Linked DNA regions of Mus musculus: region 2 is linked to region 1. Evidence: chromatin loops called from intact Hi-C (ENCODE). Cell type or tissue: heart. All regions are shown on one strand. Each heading gives the region's core, and the rest is flanking DNA. Links, peaks and the distances in the headings are about the cores only. Region 1 has its middle 44 kb from the start of Crlf2. Region 2 overlaps Chfr (checkpoint with forkhead and ring finger domains).

The links. A loop is a pair of places that touch in the nucleus more often than their neighbours do. Peaks named below come from ENCODE experiments on the same cell type or tissue, not always from the same donor. Only the 100,000 strongest peaks of a DNase experiment are listed, where the experiment ranks them.
Region 2: it touches region 1 in a loop (5-fold over the local background); 3 of 42 quality-filtered maps call a loop at or near these places.

Annotation. Positions count from the first base shown.
Region 1 is chr5:109,601,416-109,604,229 of GRCm38, forward strand. It overlaps the pseudogene Vmn2r-ps23. Among named protein-coding and RNA genes, the nearest start is that of Crlf2, 44 kb to the left of the region's middle. In heart, for the core only: a CTCF peak has its summit at 1,355 (motif pointing right); no DNase peak of the experiment used is centred there.
Region 2 is chr5:110,141,929-110,144,742 of GRCm38, forward strand. It overlaps Chfr (checkpoint with forkhead and ring finger domains), which reads left to right. Exons shown (of 18, transcript NM_001289577.1): 4 at 1,623-1,732; 5 at 2,663-2,722. Among named protein-coding and RNA genes, the nearest start is that of Chfr, 7.5 kb to the left of the region's middle. In heart, for the core only: a CTCF peak has its summit at 1,274 (motif pointing left); no DNase peak of the experiment used is centred there.

The DNA.
Region 1 (2,814 bases), core at 270-2,769:
GCTGGGGCCAAGGGGTTCTTAGATCCCTGGACACCCATGTGCTGTTGGGAGCCACAAAAGAGCTGAGAATGGGTTGGAAACTCTCAGGCTGGGTCTAGCCCAGAGCAGGGGGGAAAGGGGAAGCTCTGGCTGGTCCCACAGGGAGAGTCCTTGGCTTGATATTGATCATGGCTGGGAGTGCAGAGAGGCCTTCTATGGGAGATTAGACAGCAGCTCTGTAGGTAAAGGCCTTCTCCATGGCTTCCCACAGTGGATCCTGATGAAAAAAGTCTGTGGTTCCCCATCATCTATTGCCATGGAGAAAAATGGATGCGTAAAACCACACCCCATGTCTCAGGATGGGCCTGAGATTAAATGCCTTTTGCACCGAGGAATGTCTGGGAAGGGAAGCTTATTGGCTAAGCCCTCCAGACCTCTAGGTACTTCATTAGCATGGAGATCTCTGTCTTGCTCCTACATGACCACAGGTCACATCTCTTTTCCTATTGTCTTGGGCTTGGGGCATTGTGCTAATGTGACTGATGACCACAAATCTATGGGGGGCTGCTGACAGGGGCCTGATGCCCAGTTCAGGCGAAACTCCTCCTGTTCCTAGGGTCTCTGGGGCTTCAAAGCCTTTAGGTCAACTGAGGACCAGGCTACCTCTCAGGGTTCACTGTTTTTGTGTAGATATATGTGTAAGCATGCGTGGATACTTGTGGAGTTGATTGTGACAGATGATCAGGCCTGGTGAGAGTGTGGTTGTATCAATGTTTTAATGTATATGTATCTGTGCATATTTGCCTGTACAAACTATCTTAATTCTTTTCTTTTCCTTCCTCTCTGGTTCACAAAGAGTCAACCATATTATCCAGAGAGGCTTCTGGCTGGCTCACCAAAGAAAAGAGCACTAGCAAGAAATCCTTTCACTTATTACCTGTTTTATAATGAGGTGGTAAATGTCAGAGTCTGCAGTTTCTGGTCTCAAAGGGACTCAGGCAGGTCCACTACAGCAGCAAAGTGACTTAGATTTAGATAGGTAAATGTTTTATTATTACACAGGAACCCTAAATATCTCATAAGACCAAATCTTACCCCTGCTGACACTCTTCCCCTTTCAATGCGTCAAGAAGAACCAAACAAGAAAGAAGAGCCACCAGGGCTACCCACTGCCCCTACAGAAGCCATTCGGAGGCCCTTGGGGGTACCATCCATGAGAAGCCCCTTGAGATCATAGCATGCTCTTTTTCTCACCGAGGGCAGGATGGAAAAGCTAGCTACATGAGTGAAGTGTGGAGAATAAGAAGACCAACAAGGGAAGCACAGTGACATCTGTGATACTAGTAAGTCCTCTCTTTCCAGGGTATTCTGAGCATCCTCCAGCAGAGGGAGACAGAGACACACCTTCAAGAGTCAGGTCTGTCTAAGCTCCTGCTGGGTGGCAGAAAGTGTAACATTGTAGCTAAGAGTCTTTTAAAGCCTTTTAAGAGAAAGGCCAGCCACAATTGTTGGGCATCACCCTACTGGCAGGCCTATGGGGGAAGGTACCAGGGGCATGCACTCACCCAACACAGGTCTCCCCTTTCAGACAATGGGCAGTGACTGATAGAGTCTCTTTTACCCCACTTTCTCTCAACCCCCTCAGGCTTCTTACACACACACAAAACCAAACAAACAAAAGACTGAAGACATGAGAATGCAGTACAAGCAGCAAGAAGGAGCAGCGTGACAGGGAACTGGATGTGGGACCACCAACTCAGAAGTGGGCATATTAATGGCCAAAGCCTGGAATACACCAGAAGCACCGGGAGGATTGAAAGCATGGAACATGGAGCGTACAGGCACTGGATGGGAAGGGCATGCACTGCACCGGATCAACGATCCTTCAGGCCTTGGGGTAGAGGATCAAATGCAACACACAAAAGGAGTGGACTGTGTGAGGACAGCAGTCTATGCTTCCACGGGGACCCCAAGAACCACAGTGAGAAGTGCGAGAACTCATGGTGTTTGTGCTGGATAGCCACACCCCTGCCTTCCACACACCACCAATGGTGATGGGGAGGAGAGGCGAGGGACCCTTCGTCAAAATGAGAAGAGTTGCCACCATTCACAATGAATATCCATCTCTCCCCTGTCACATCTTGGGGCCCACCCCAAAGAGAGCACAAGAGCCCCACATCCATCCACTGACAGTGTTATCAGCAAATGCCATCAGGAACGACAAATGGGATCTTATGTGGGAAAAACTAACAAGCCAGGATACAACAGTGAGCAGAGCAAGTGAGCACCCCTAGAAAAATGGAGAAAGCCAAGCAACCTGCCACCAAAGAAGAAACAGAGAGGGGAGGAGGAGGGGGAGAGGGGGAGGGAGAGAGGTGGAGAGGGGGGAGGGGGAGGGGGAGAGGGGGGAGGGGGACATCCACCACCCAGGGCAAGCATGGAAAACTGCTTTGCTTGGGGCTGCAAAAAGTGAGAGGCTCAAAAAACAACAAAAAAAACCCAACTAGAACAAAACAAAACACTTGCCTTCTTACTCCATGGAAGCAATGTTGTGAGGAGGACAAAGTCATGCACTTTGCGTGCACTTGACAGAAAGACCAGGGCACCCCAAGCAGGCACTATGGGAGATTTGTGTACTCCTTGAGAAAAAAAAAATGGAGCTGGTCATGGAGGAGCCCAGGAAATACCAGCATAAAATATGCGATCTTCTTGACCCTAGCTCCGCCACAGGAAGGAGGCAGCCAGTATAGGTATAGCTTCAGGCGCTGGGATGCCCAAGGGCAGAAAATGGGTGGCCAAAAAAGAAGATAGCCATAGAGGGCCTTGTCCATTAAT
Region 2 (2,814 bases), core at 155-2,654, 540 kb after region 1:
GTAGACCAGGCTGGCCTCGAACTCAGAAATCTGCCTGCCTCTGCCTCCCAAGTGCTGGGATTAAAGGCGTGCGCCACCACTGCCCAGCTTTTTTAACTCTTAACACTGTAAAATGGTGCTAGTTCTAAAGCCATCTTCTGTGGCAACAAACTGCCACAGACTTAGTAGCTTATGAGAATGGTGACTTACTTTTGACAGCTGTAGAGGTTCAGAATCCAATGTGGATCTTGGTGGGCTGATTCCTTGTGGATGCTCATGGGATAATCTCTTTCCTGTCAGAGGTGTTGCCTTCTGGGGTAGAGGTGGTCTAGAGGAGAAGCAGGTAGTCAAGGCAGAGGCAAAACAACCTGTGGGGTCAGGTCAGGAGATAAGCAGAAATCATAGCAGGGCATTTGGGCTTCAGCCTAAGAGCTGGGGTTCATTTGTCTGAGTATGAAGATGACAGTTGGAGGGTACCTGGCTGCTGGAAGCCAGTCAAGATTGTGTCAAGATTGAAGTCTGCATGCTGTTTTGTCAGTTACTAGGACATGGGCGTGCCTGCATATTTAAGTCCTGCCCTTGGCTGCTGTCATGCTGCAGTGGCAAAGCTGAGTAGTTGCAGTGAGACTTGGTGACCACAGAATTTGAACTAGTGCCATGTGCTTTATGGAAAATTTTTGCTATTCCTTGACCCGAGAGAATTATTGTGCAAGCTTGAAATACAAATTCCTTTCAGTGCTGGACCTTTCAGGAATGAGGCTGCAGCACCAAGCTTGGTCCAGCTGAAATTTATTTTATGTTCAGTGTACTGAATTCTTTGGCCATCATGTGCTTATCATCTGATTTTCCAATCGGTTGCCACCAAAAAGTTCTTTCGGGAGAATCTTTCCTGTCCCCACACTCTGGACCTAGAGCATGTACTGCGGTTCCCCATCTAGCAGTGTGATTATAATTGGGTTATAAAGCACAGCTTTTGAGCACAGGAGCCACACCACTGTCAGTGGAAAACCCACAATTTGTTTTACTTTTGTCCTGAATGCATCTTTTGGGAGCGATCAGTACTCAGTAAGGAATGAACTGACAGAGGAGACTGAGAGGGGAAGAGAATGAACTGGATTTTGGAGAGAAGGGGCAGCTGTATCAACAGCGCAGGAAGGAAGGAAATGACAGCACTGTGCTGCCTCAGGGTCCACCTTGAGGCATGCCAGAAAGACCTGCATTGGAATTGCAGGTGACCCGCATGACCATTCAAAACCATATGTAATTCCAGTTCCAAGAGTTCCAGTGCCCTCTTCTGGCCTACACACATGCATGCACGCGCACGTGCAAAATAATCATACACTTAAAAAAATAGAGCAGGAGTAACAAGTAAAAAGTAATTTTTACAGAAAAAGAAAAAGAGAAAACCACTCTTAGAAAATTGGGTTGCTGATTTGTTATAAGTGGGTAGTGACAGGCAACCTTTTTGTCTAGATCATACTTGCATGTATAAATGGTTAGTTTTTTTTCCCTCTGAGTATGTTCAGAATAGTAATGCTGGGCAAATTTCTTAATATGGTAGAAAAATGTTTATCCTATTTAGTTATTTTGAGTGGGGTAACTTACACTTTTGTTCTGTCTTGTTTGTTTGTTTGTTTTAACAGCACCAATGGAACAGTGATCAATAAGCTGCAAGTTGTTAAGAAGCAGACTTACCCTTTACAGAGCGGGGATATCATCTATTTGGTGTACAGGAAGAATGAGCCAGAACACAGTAAGAGGGACAGTTAACTGGGGTAGATACTTTCCCCAGGTGTTGCACCAAGAAGCCATCTAGCTGAGGCTGGACACACCCTCAGAAAGAGTATGTGTAGAAGGAGACATCTCCATACAAAGTGACAGTCGTGGGGGTTCTTGGTGTAAGGACTTGGGTGGAGTGCTGACCCTTCAGCTGGGCCTTTCTAAAGGCAAGAAAGCCATCAGGAGCTGCACACCTCACAGTGGCAGCCATGGGGAGGAAATGGGCTGGGCTGGGCTGGACAGTAGAATTGGAGTGTGGGAGCAAAACCCAGATAGGGGCCCAGAAGCCACTGGCAGTGCTGCTTTTGGATACTTTGCAAGAGACTGTAAAGGTTAGACTGGATCTAGCTCCATGAGGGTACCCTGAAATACTTGAAGACCACCATAAAGTTATTCTTGGCAAGGAGTACAAAGAGGACACTAGTATTCCTTAAGTCCTGCCACAAAGAAGGACCGTGTATCTTTTCTTCCTAGTGGTTATTACACAGTTATTAGTGAAGTGTGTCTTTTTTGCCCTTGACTCCCCTATGAGACCATTTTCCCCTTTGGTTGCTTCCGTATACTTAGGTTGGTAACTGTGGTTCACTTTTTTTTTTTTTTTTTTTCCCCGAGACACAGTTACTCTGTGTAGCCCTGGCTGTCCTGGAACTCACTCTGTAGACCAGGCTGGCCTCGAACTCAGAAATCCTGCCTCTGCCTACAGAGTGCTGGGATTAAAGGTGTGCGCCACCACTGCCCAGCGTGGTTCACTTTTATTAGAATCACTTACACTGGTAAAAGTTGTTACCAGATGGTAAATGAAGATAATCAAAAGACAGGTTGTGATGTGATCACAGGATGGGGAGAGTTGACTTCGCACTTCCCATGGGGCCACGGCTCCCTGACTTGTTTAATTTCCTTTTAGATGTGGCATACCTCTATGAATCTTTAAGTGGCAAACAGAGCTTAACTCAAGACTCCCTTGGTAAGTGGAAGGATGGCAGAGGCCTGGATGCTGTACAGGGCTTTGTGTTCTAGGATGGCCCTTCAGCTCCTTGGTGTCTTTCTGAGTTGTGA